Regions from separate parts of the Homo sapiens genome. Here region 2 is linked to region 1. Evidence: chromatin contacts called from ENCODE Hi-C or POLR2A ChIA-PET data. All regions are on one chromosome and are shown on one strand. The core of a region is the stretch at or near the end of the contact, and the rest is flanking DNA. Distances in the headings are between cores, read along the strand shown.

Region 1 (5,585 bases), core at 1,018-3,517:
GGATTTGAAATTTTTATTGTTTAATGATGTTACTATTACCTTTAAAATTTTTGTTTGTTTTTCACAGTTGATCTGTACTTTGAAACCTAGGACTTAATTTTTGGAATACAGTAATGTAGTGGTTAAGAGTTTTAGGCACTGAACTCAGAAAAACCCAGGCTGGAAGTTTAAGAGCTATCTAGAAGAGTTCCTAATTATTGTACTGTACTGTATTTATTTAATCTTTTTTTTGTAGAGGTGGGGTGGGGTGAGGGGGGTGTCTCACTATGTTGCCCAGGCTAGTCTCGAACTCCTGGCCTCAAGCAGCGTCTCAGCTCAGCCTCCCAAAGAGCTGGGATTACAAGGCATGAGCCACTGTGCCTGGCTTATTACATTACTTTTAAATAAATATTGTTTGTAAATAATGCATCAGACCTCTGTGTGGAGGAAAGAAAAAGACTGTATATACCATGTCTTATATATCACAAGCAATTAAAATTTTTCTTCATATTTAAGAGATTTTTACTTCACTTCTAAACAACAAAGGATTTAGCTTAAATTCATTAGAGCAGTCATATTCTTAATGCTTTTTTATAACTTATCCTTTCTTTTTACTCATTAAATAATATACTAATAGATGGTGTATCAAAAATCTAATCTTTGTTTTTTAGAGACGGAGTCTCCCTTTGTCACCTAGGCTGGAAGTGCAGTAGCTTCATCATAGCTCACTGTAGCCTCAAACTCCTGGGCTCAAGCAATCCTCCCACCTCAGCCTCCTGAGTAGCTGGAAAAATATAATCTTTCATTCATGCAGCTAACATTATAATCTACAGCAAATGGATAAAGAATTAAGACAGGCAGAAATATAATAACGATATTACCGGTTTCTTTTAAGTCTTTTTTTTGAGGTGGAGTCTTCCTCTGTCACCCACGCTGGAGTGCAGTGGCACGATCTCAGCTCACTGCAACCTCTGCCTCCAGGTTCAAGTAATTCTCCTACCTCATCCTCCTGAGTGGCTGGGACTACAGGTGCGCACCACCAACGCCCTGCTAATTTTTGTATTTGTCTTTTTTTTTTTTTTGAGACAGAGTCTCACACTATTGCCAGGCCGGAGTGCAATGGCACAATATCGGCTCATTGCAACCTCCACCTCCCGGGTTCACATGATTCTCCTGCCTCAGCCTCCCGAGTAGCTGGGATTATAGGCACACACCACCACACCCGGCTAATTTTTTGTATATTTAGTAGAGACGGGTTTTACTATGTTGGCCAGACTTGTCTCAAACTCCTGACCTCAGGAGCCACCTGCCTCAGCCTCCCAAAACGCTGGGATTACAGGTGTGAGCCACCACGCCCAGCCTAATTTTTGTGATTTTAGTAGAGAAAGGGTTTCAATGTGTTGGCCAGGCTGGTCTCAAACTCCTGACCTCAAATGATCCACCCACCTTGGCCTCCCAAAGTGCTAGGATTACAGGAGTGAGCCACTGTGCCTGGTTTTTAAAGTCATTATTAAAATCTTCATTACCGGCCAGGCGTGGTGGCTCACGCCTGTAATCCCAGCACTTTGGGAGGCCGAGGCGGGCAGATCACGAGGTCAGGAGATCGAGACCATCCTGGCTAACATGGTGAAACCCCGTCTCTACTAAAAATACAAAAAATTAGCCTGGTGTGGTGGCGGGCACCTGCAGTCCCAGCTACTCGGAAGGCTGAGGCAGGAGAATGGCGGGAACCCAGGAGGCGAAGGCTGCAGTGAGCTGAGATCGCGCCACTGCACTCCAGCCTGGGCGACAGAGCGAGACTCCATCTCAAAAAAAAAAAAAAAGAAATTCAGGCCAGGCATGGTGGCTCACCCCTGTAATCTCAGCACTTTGAGAGGTTGAGGCAAGCAGACTGCTTGAGCCTAGAAGCTTGAGACCAGCCTGGACAACATGGAGAAACCCCATCTCTACAAAAAATCAGCCATGCACGGTGTAGCACATGTGTAGTCCCAGCTATTCAAGAGGCTGAAGTGGGAGGATCACCTGAGCCCAGGGAGGTCCAGGTTGCAGTGAGCCATGATTGTGCCACTGCATTCCAGCCTGGGCAACAGAGTGAGACCCTGTCTCAAACAAACAAACAAACAAACAAAACAAATAAATAAATTTTAAGTGGTCACAACACTGGAAAAAAAATAACTTTCACACATAAAAAGTTTCTGCTGAGCAAATATGCTCAAATGTTAGTTTCCTAACCAGTCCAAAAGGGCACTCTCATGCACTGCAAGGTGATGTGTACGTGTCAATATTTTTCGTTTCCTCACTCCTCTTTCTCAATTTCTGACCACAAACTGGTAACTTCATCAGATGACAGCCCAGAATAAACACACATGAAGAAATAAGCCACTCTACTCTTCTAAAAGTTAGCAGGGGCTGTACAAGTTTACAAAACAGACTCCTACATTTTAAAAGTGTAACTTTAAAAATACAAGTTAAAAACGAGCTAGTTCAAAAACAATTATGCTAAAACAAATCAGTTCCACAAATGATACCTGGAGCCAACTTTATTTTTAACTCTCACCACAAATAAGCTTAAATTATTTTCATTTTAAATCACATTGTCTGGACTCTTTTTTAACCCGAGTTTTTCTTTTCACCTTCAAATCAGTCATTGTTTTCTTCATCTAGTCAGCAACTGCTGATTTTTAAAATAAACAGATGTGTATTCAAAGTACACCATTAACACAAGTACCAAAACACACAATGTACAAATAAAATATGGTTTAGGAATGATTATTCAGATAGCCAAGTAACAGCGAAGTTAAAAAAAAAAAAAAAAAAGCTACATAATGAAGTAGGAAGGAAGGGGGAAAAAAATCACCTGGAAACACTAACAATTTCCACACTAATTTCTCTTTCATACTAAAGGCATTAATTTTCACAGTAAATCTTGCATATTCAACAAGTGGTTAAAAAAAATTAGCCCTCCTCAAAGATAAGGACACAGAATATAAGTGAATCATTCATTCTACACACTGGCATCACTCATTTGGCAGAGGAGATGTGTCCTCAAGAGAAGAGGTATTCCCCCAAGTTTACATCTTACCAAAGCAGTTTCAAGAAGTAACCATCTATATTAGCCGGATGTGGTGGTGCACACCTGTATTCCCTACTCAGATGGCTGAGGCACGAGAATCATGTGAACCCAGGAAGCAGAGGTGGCTGTGAGCCGAGATCGCACCACTGTCCTCCAGCCTGAGTGACAGAGTGAGATTCTGCTTCAAAAAAAAAAAAGTAACCATCTGATTCAGCCAGCTCCCCTACACTTCCTTCTGGAGTCAATGGCTTTCAAATAGAAAAATTCCCATCGGCCGGATGCGGTGGCTCACGCCTGTAATCCCAGCACTTTAGGAGGCCGACGTGGGCGGATCACCTGAGGTCGGGAGTTCAAGACCAGCCTGACCAACATGGAGAAACCCAGTCTCTACTAAAAATACAAAATTACCCAGGCGTGGTGGCACATGCCTGTAATGCCAGCTACTTGGGAGGCTGAGGCAGGAGAATTGCTGGAACACAGGAGGCAGAGGTTGCAGTGAGCCAAGATCACGCCATTGCACTCCAGCCTGGGTAACAAGAGCAAAACTCAGTCTCAGAAAAAAAGAAAGAAAGAAAAGAAAAAGAAAAATTCCCTAGTCTTTAGTGGTGCGCTCAATAGTAAACTTTAACAACTTCTAAGAGTTACAGTAAGACACCTGTAAAACTGATAATATCATTTGTTCTTCAGAAATTACTTTTAACCAACTTTTCAATAATAATTTTCTCAAAAGAAAGACATGTTTAAAATTTTTCCCTGGCCAGGCATGGTGGTTCATGCCTGTAATCTCAGTAATTTGGGAAATCAAAGCAGTAGAATGGCTTGAGCCAAGGAGTTCAAGACCACCCTGGTCAACAGAGTGACACCTCATCTTTATAAAAATAAAACAAAATTAGCTGGGCATGGTGACACATGCCTCTAGTCTCAGCTACTAAGGAGGCTGAGGCGGGAGGATCACTTGAGCACAGGAGTTTGAGGCTGCAGTGAGCTATGATCGTGCCACTGCACTCCAGCATGGGGGCCAGAGACTGTCACACACACACACACACACACACACACACACAGTTTTCACTGTTAGTTACACCATTAATTCATTAAAGCTCTAAATTATACCCTGCTATTTTGCCAGAGGATAAAATAGTAAATGAAACACAAAAATATAACCTAGGGTCAGGCTCACACCTGTAATCTCAACACTTTGGGAGGCCGAGGTGGGAGGAGTGCTTGAGCCCAGGAATTCCAGATCAGCCTGGGCAACTGAGGGGGAACATCAACTCTACAAAAAAATTGTTTTTAATTAGCTGGGCAGCCAGGCACAGTGGCTCATGCCTGTAATCCCAGCACTTTGGGAGGCCGAGGCAGGCAGATCACCAGGTCAGGAGTTCGCGACCAGTCTGGCCAACATAGTGAAACCCCATCTCTACTAAAAATACAAAAAATTAGCCAGGTGTGGTGATGGGCGCCTGTAATCCCAGCTACTCGGGAGGCTGAGGCAGGAGAACTGCATGAACCCAGGAGGCGGAGGTCGCATTGAGCCAAGATCACGCCATTGCACTCCAGCCCGGGAGACAGTGCGAGACTCCATCTCAAAAAAAAAAAAAAAAAAAAAAAAAAAAATTTAATCAGGCATGGTAGTCATGCCTACAGTCCCAGCTACTCAGGAGGCTAAGATAGAAGGATTGTCTGAGCCCAGGAGGTCGAGGCTGGAGTGAGCCGTGACTGCATCACTGCACTCTAGCCTGGGTGACAAAATGAAACCCCATCTCAAAAAAGAAAATATAACCTACATAATTATATACCAAAGCATTGAAGAACTACATGTATTTCCTATAATCTTGTTATAATCCATCATCCAGTATAGGACATTGCACAAAATTAGGTACTCAAATATCTGCTGAATATCAATGGAGAAAAGTTAACAATTACAATATTTTCCTAACCCTTTTTCATGAATACCGAATCACTATCACATAAATCTAAAGAACCAGAATGCCTCTCTATAGACTGTAACCCAGCATGGAATGAAAGGAAAAAAAGAATAAAGAGCACCATTCATTCAACAATTTCTAAGAATCTACTTTCAACTGTTAGCTGCTTTGAGGAATATAAAGTTCAGGGAGACATGGTCCTTGCATTTCAGAACCCCTTAAAGTAGAAGTAAAAACCACCACCGTTTAACAAAAATTGAATATGTGCTAGGCACTGGGCTAAGAGCTTTCAGGAAGACAAGTAGGCCTACAACAAAATATGAAATTAAAGGTAGGGAGGATTCTTAAGAAACATACTATAAGAATCTGAAATGTGGTAAGGTCACTTCTAGCTTGAGTGGAAGAAGAGGTAGACAAGGATATTTCATTGTGTATTTGAGCTTAAAGGGGCAATATTTCAACAGACTAACGCAGAGGTAAAACAAAAGCTAAAGTGTGCCCAGGGAATAAGCACAGACAAGCAGGTAAAGAAATGAGCCTGATGAAGGATACAGCCTTTCTTATTACATAACTTTGTTTCCTTTTATTTTAAATATTCACAATTAATG
Region 2 (5,675 bases), core at 1,669-4,168, 350 kb after region 1:
AACAGGTCTTTCAAATCGATAGGAAAAAGATGACTAACCCATTAGAAAAAAGAGCAAAGGATATGAACAAGCAGCTCATGGAAAGATCTTCAATCTCACTTGTAATTAAATGTATATTAAAGAAATACAAATCAAAACACAACATGGTTGCCATTTTTTAATCTACCAAGTTGGCAAAAACGAATAAGTTTGCTAATACTTTTGCTGCTAAAGGTGGGAAGAAATGAGCACTCTCAAAAATGCTGTAGGGTGAGGTGCCAGATGGTGCAACCAATCGGGAAGGGTATGGCGAAGCTACTACAGCATGCTAATATAAAAATACAAGGACAGACAACACAGCACTGTGTGTACCAGTAAACAGCGAAAGAAAAGAGCCATCTTCAGGGTCCAGCAGTAGGAGAGGGAGTAACTTCATTAAGATACCCATTACTGGGACTTTGTCCTAGGATGGACAGATCTCCAGGTCATATTTCTACTGAAAAATTCAAGGAACAGAAGACTGTATATCATGATCCTTTTGTGTACAAGTTAAAAGGCTCTATGTAGATGTGTGTGGGAATTTCCTAATTTTCCCAAAGGACACAAATATGCCGAAACAAAAAAACTCTTATTGATGGATACCTTTTGGGAGGACTGAGGGGTGCATGGAATGGATATGTGAGGCGCTTTTACTTTTCATTTTATACTTTTTTGTAATAATTGATTTTTAAAAGGTCAACAGGGGTTATCTGGGCACAAGCTGATGGGCCAATTGAAGTCTCTTCTTGACATGTCTTTATATTTAAACAATCAGGTTTGCAGTGCTTAATGATGGGGATACATTCTGAGAAATGTGTCCTTAGGTGATTTCATCATTGTGAAACCTCATAGAGTGTTCTTACACAACCTAGATGGCACAGCCTACTACACACCTAGGCTATATGGTATGGCCTAGTCCTCCTAGGCTACAAACCTGTTCAGCATATGACTGTACTGAACACTGCAGGCACTTAATCACAATTATTCCCTTGGTTTCCTCCATATACAGTTATTCCAAATCAATAAGAAAAAAACATGAACAACTCAAAATAAAAATGTCCAATTAATTTGACCAGGTAGTAGATATTTGTGTATCTAAACATAACATAGAAAAGGTACGGTAAAAATATGGTATTATCATCTTATGGGACCACCATCATATATGTGGTGTGTCATTGACCGAAATGTCATAATGCACATTACTATAAATGTTTTTAAAGTGAATAAAAATTATTGAAGTATTCTTGTTCCTTAAAGTCCACCAGTGAGGGATTTGTTAAACAGATTATAATTAAGACACATCCATATGATGGAAGCCTATGCAGCCATCAAAAAGAATGTGGCAGCTCTACGGCCAGGCACAGTGGCTCATACCTGTAATTCCAGCACTTTGGGAGGCCAAGGCAGGTGGATCACTTGAGGCTAGGAGTTCAAGATCAGCCTAGGCAACATGGCAAAACACCGTCTCTACTAAAAACACAAAAATTAGCTGGGTGTGGTGGCATGTGCCTGTAATCCTAGCTACTTAGGAGGCTGAAGTGGGAGGATCACCTGAACCAGGGGAGACTGAGGCTGCACTAAGCTGTGATCACTCCACTGCACTCCAGCCTGGGTGACAGAGTGAGACCCTGTCTCAAAAAAAACAAACAACAAAACAAGACAAAAACAACAACAAAAAAGTGGCATCTCTACATGGACTGATATGATAAGGAACAATCCCCAAGATATTTTGGTAGGTGCAATAAAGGATGTAGGGTATGTTACTTTTTATGTAAGAAAGAGGGAGTAAGCCAGGTGTGGCAACTCTTACCTGTAATCCCAGCTGCTCAGGACGATGAAGTGGGAGGATCACTTGAGGCCAAGAGTTCAAGAGCAGCCTGGGTTAATGTAGCAAGGGTCCCTCTTAAAAAAATTTTTTTTAAATAAAAATAAAAATCTGGAATTAAAAAAAAAGAGGGGGTATAGAATATCTGCTGGTACCTGCATATGTTGTCTCTGACAAAGATGCTCAAGAAACTGGTACATGGTTTTGCCATGTTGCCATGCCCTGGGGAAGGTTCTGGGTGATGACCGAGGGTGAACTGTGGAGACAGTGGGGATGGAGAGCTGCCTGCTACACTTCCTGCTTTGTGGGCAGCTATAAAGTGGGGGGTCGGGGGGCAGGATCAAGGCCAAGGCTGATCTCTGGGTAGGTTGAGTGGTTTTGTTTCCCAACATGAAGCTTTGCCCCCCTAGACGTCTTCGTGCCCTGGGGGATGGAGTGGAAAGGAGACTGGCTTTTCACTGAAATGTTTCATTTAAGTATTTTTTGCATGTATTACTACATGCATGTATTACTGTTTGTAAAATATTATGTTTAAAACTAATTTCTGAGTGGGGAGCTGAGAAGCCTGATTTCTAAGAGCCTGCTGTGGCACTCAGGATGACTCCCCGTGTGACTTCAGGAAGGCAGGTGTCCCTTCTGAGCCTCAAGGTCCCCTCTATCAAGAAGCATAAGACGAGTACTAAGACTCCTTACAACTCTGATGCCATACCAGCTCCAGAACCTTCTCCCTGGAAGAGCCACTTAGATATGGAATGGCTGCTGGGGAGGTAGGGACTCCCTGTCCTTGGGCTCATGGGAGCAGGGCTGAGGGTAAACTGCCTTGCATGACTTCTAAAATCCCTCCCAGCTCGGCAGTGTGCTGTTCCTTCTTCATTCTCCCATTCCCAGTGCCCTGCCTGGAAACTCTTAGTTCATATTTCCTCTCTAGGTTACCCCTGGCAATGGTCTCGTCTGTCTGGGTTGGAGGTCAGTCCTGTGGTGTGGGGACAGATGACACAGCACTGGGCGCCCACGTGGGGCGGGGACATCTAGGGGAACAAAGCGTCATGTTGGGAAACAAAACCGCTCACCCCACCCAGAGATTAGCCTTGGCCTCCGTCCCGCCCCCTGCACTTTATAGCTGTCCACAAAGCAGGAAGTATAGCAGGCAACTCTCAGTTCCCATTGTCTCTGCAGTTCACCATCGGTCATTACCCAGAACCTTCTGTGACTCCCTACTGCCCACCAAACCAGGTAGACACTCTTCAGGGGACATTCAAGCTCCTGTACTTTCTGGCCTCAATTTGTCCCTTCTAGCTCTTCACTCTGTCCATTATTGTCCCTTATCAAAGTAATTTTCAACAATACACATTCGATCACATCCCTTCCCTGCTCTAAACGCTTCTGTAGCTCCTATGTCCTGTGTAATAAAGTCCAAGCTCCTTAGGAACTAGCATTTGCCTCCCTGCTTAGCTCTATCTTCAACTATGTCTCTCAAAATTAGGCTAAACCTAATGCTTTTCAAGCACACTGTACTATTTCATATCATTGTGTATTAGCACATACTATTCCCTTGGTTTCCTCCATATATAAAGAGTTATTCCAAATCAATCAAAAACAAAAAAAATGAACAACTCAAAATAAAAATGTCCAATCAATTTGACCAGGTAGTTCAGTGAAAAAGAAATACAAATGGCCTGTAAACATTCAAAAAGATGTACGACCTTACACAGAAACACAAATCAAATGATAATCTCATTTTCATCCATCAAATGGGCAAAAATTCATAGAAAGCTCATGTCTCTTTGTATATTAGCTGAAGTCCAAACCCATCCTTTAAATCCAGCTCTAAAAATGTCACCTCCTCTAGACGTCATCTTCTTGGCTCCCACAGTGTCCTGTACATCTTGAGACAGTGGGGCCAGGTACAGAGCAGAAATTCTATAGATGTTAGCTATTATTAATAAAAATAACAGCTACCATGCTGTTCTGTGGTCATCAGCTAATGGTTCTGTCCACCTGCCCAGAAGGTCCCTGAAAGCAGGAATAGAGTCTGCTTCATCACTGCTTTACTAGGACGAGCACAGGGCCTGCTACAGAGCCATGCCCTGTAAGCAGACAGGTGAGGTATATGCAGCAGAGGGAAGGCTGAAGCCAGGAGCCAGCCCTCAAGGGCTGCCCTGCTGGGGAGAGTAGGCACTGTGGAGGGGAGGGCTGAAGGAGGGCCAGTTGGTGGGCACAGCCCCAGGCTTGCAATAAACACAACTTCCATGAACTGGTACCCACTTTGTGTCAGAGAGCACTGTGCCAGATACTTTATCCAAACTATCTCTATTCCTGCAGATTCTTTGAGATGGGTGGTGTGCCCTCCATTTTACAGGTGAGAAAACAGAGGCTCAGGAATGGGGAGTGACTTACCCAAGTGAGTCTTTTTTTTTTTTTTTTTTTTGAGACAGAGGCGTGTGCTGTCACTCAGGCTGGAGTACAGTGGCTCGACTTTGGCTCCCTGCAACCTCTACCTCCTGGGTTCAAGCAATTCTCCTGCCTCAGGCCTCCCAAGTAGCTGGGATTACAGGTGCTTGCCACAATGCCCAGCTTTTTTTTTAAATTTTTTTATTTTTAGTAGAGATGGGGTTTCACCATGTTGGCCAGGCTGGTCTCGAACTCCTGGCCTCAAGTGATCCGCCCACCTCAGTCTCCCAAAGTGTTGGGATTACAGGCATGAGCCACCATGCCCGATCCTAAGTGAGTTCTTATCATTACCCCACACTGCCTGTGCTGGCTTGTGGGCACTTGATAGATGCATGAGGTTGGACATTTCATGTTCCCTATCTGGAACTCTGCTCTCCCGTCTGAGAAATGGCTCTATATTAGGGGTTTCTCAAACTTAAGAACTGATGGGCCTCTAAGAATACAGTTCCCAAGCTCCATCAGGCCCCACCTTTTAGAAACACTGCATCCAGTGGTAAACGCTGCTACACTGGAAGGTCCTGTGATGACCACATGTTCATAAAGAAAAGGCAGCCACGAACATCAGGGAGCAGAGCTCAGTTGGTAGAGGGTCGTCCAGATGACCTGCAGCATGCTTTTGTTAAAATGGGGGAGGAGTTTTCGTCTTCACGAAAATGATGTTTAAAAATGTATTGTCTTGGCCTTAGCTGGAGTGGTCAAAAATAATAATAAATATTGTCAAATGATTTTTTACAAGGTGCCAAGACAATTCATTGGAAACAATCATTTCTTTAACAAGTAGTGCTGGCCGAGCGCGATGGCTCACGCCTGTAATCCCAGCACTTTGGGAGGCTGAGGCGGGCGGATCACCTGAGGTCAGGAGTTCCAGACCAGTCTGGCCAACAAGGTGAAAACCCATCTCTACTAAAAATACAAAAATCAGCCAGGCGTGGTGGTGTGCACCTGTAATCTCAGCTACTCCAGAGGCTGAGGCAGGAGAATCACTTGAACCCGGAGGCAGGGTGGGGGGTGGCAGAGGTTGCAGTGAGCTGAGATCTAGGCACTGTGCTCTAGCCTGGGTGACAGAACAAGACTCCATCTGGAAACAAACAAACAAACAACAACAACAAAAAACAAGTAGTGCTGAGACAACTGGCTATTTATACACAAAAGGATACATTTGGGCCCATGCTTCCCACCATACACAAAAATTAACTCAAATTAATCAAAGACCTAAATGAAAGAGTTAAAACTATAAAAATCTTAGACAAAAACATAAGAAGAAATCTTTGTGACCTTGGGTTATACAATGATTTCTTAGATACAACACCAAAAGCATAAGCAAGAGAATTACAAATTCATAAATTGGACTTCATGAAAATTAAAAACTTTTGCACTTCAA

Evidence for each region. Hi-C counts contacts between places; a loop is a spot of excess contacts on that map. ChIA-PET counts read pairs that join two places held with the same protein, here RNA polymerase II (POLR2A). Pooled maps may share reads with other maps.
Region 2: a pooled map shows a loop between it and region 1 (3-fold over the local background). The contact joins two enhancer-like sites. A Hi-C loop is called at or near these places in 1 of 37 single-sample maps with no recorded cell type and 2 of 50 pooled maps. POLR2A ChIA-PET finds 5 or more read pairs at or near these places in 1 of 52 experiments (WTC11).

What each region holds. Positions count from the first base shown.
Region 1 is chr3:12,645,509-12,651,093 of GRCh38, forward strand. All of the region lies in intron 1 of RAF1 (Raf-1 proto-oncogene, serine/threonine kinase), which reads right to left. Among named protein-coding and RNA genes, the nearest start is that of RAF1, 16 kb to the right of the region's middle. RefSeq lists an enhancer at 3,220-3,269. Within about 2 kb of position 2,268, at least 5 of the 41 ENCODE cell types and tissues checked have a DNase peak (open chromatin) inside an H3K27ac peak, as active enhancers do.
Region 2 is chr3:12,996,698-13,002,372 of GRCh38, forward strand. The region is part of intron 1 of IQSEC1 (IQ motif and Sec7 domain ArfGEF 1); the gene reads right to left. Among named protein-coding and RNA genes, the nearest start is that of IQSEC1, 74 kb to the right of the region's middle. RefSeq lists a silencer at 4,532-4,826. Within about 2 kb of position 2,919, at least 17 of the 41 ENCODE cell types and tissues checked have a DNase peak (open chromatin) inside an H3K27ac peak, as active enhancers do.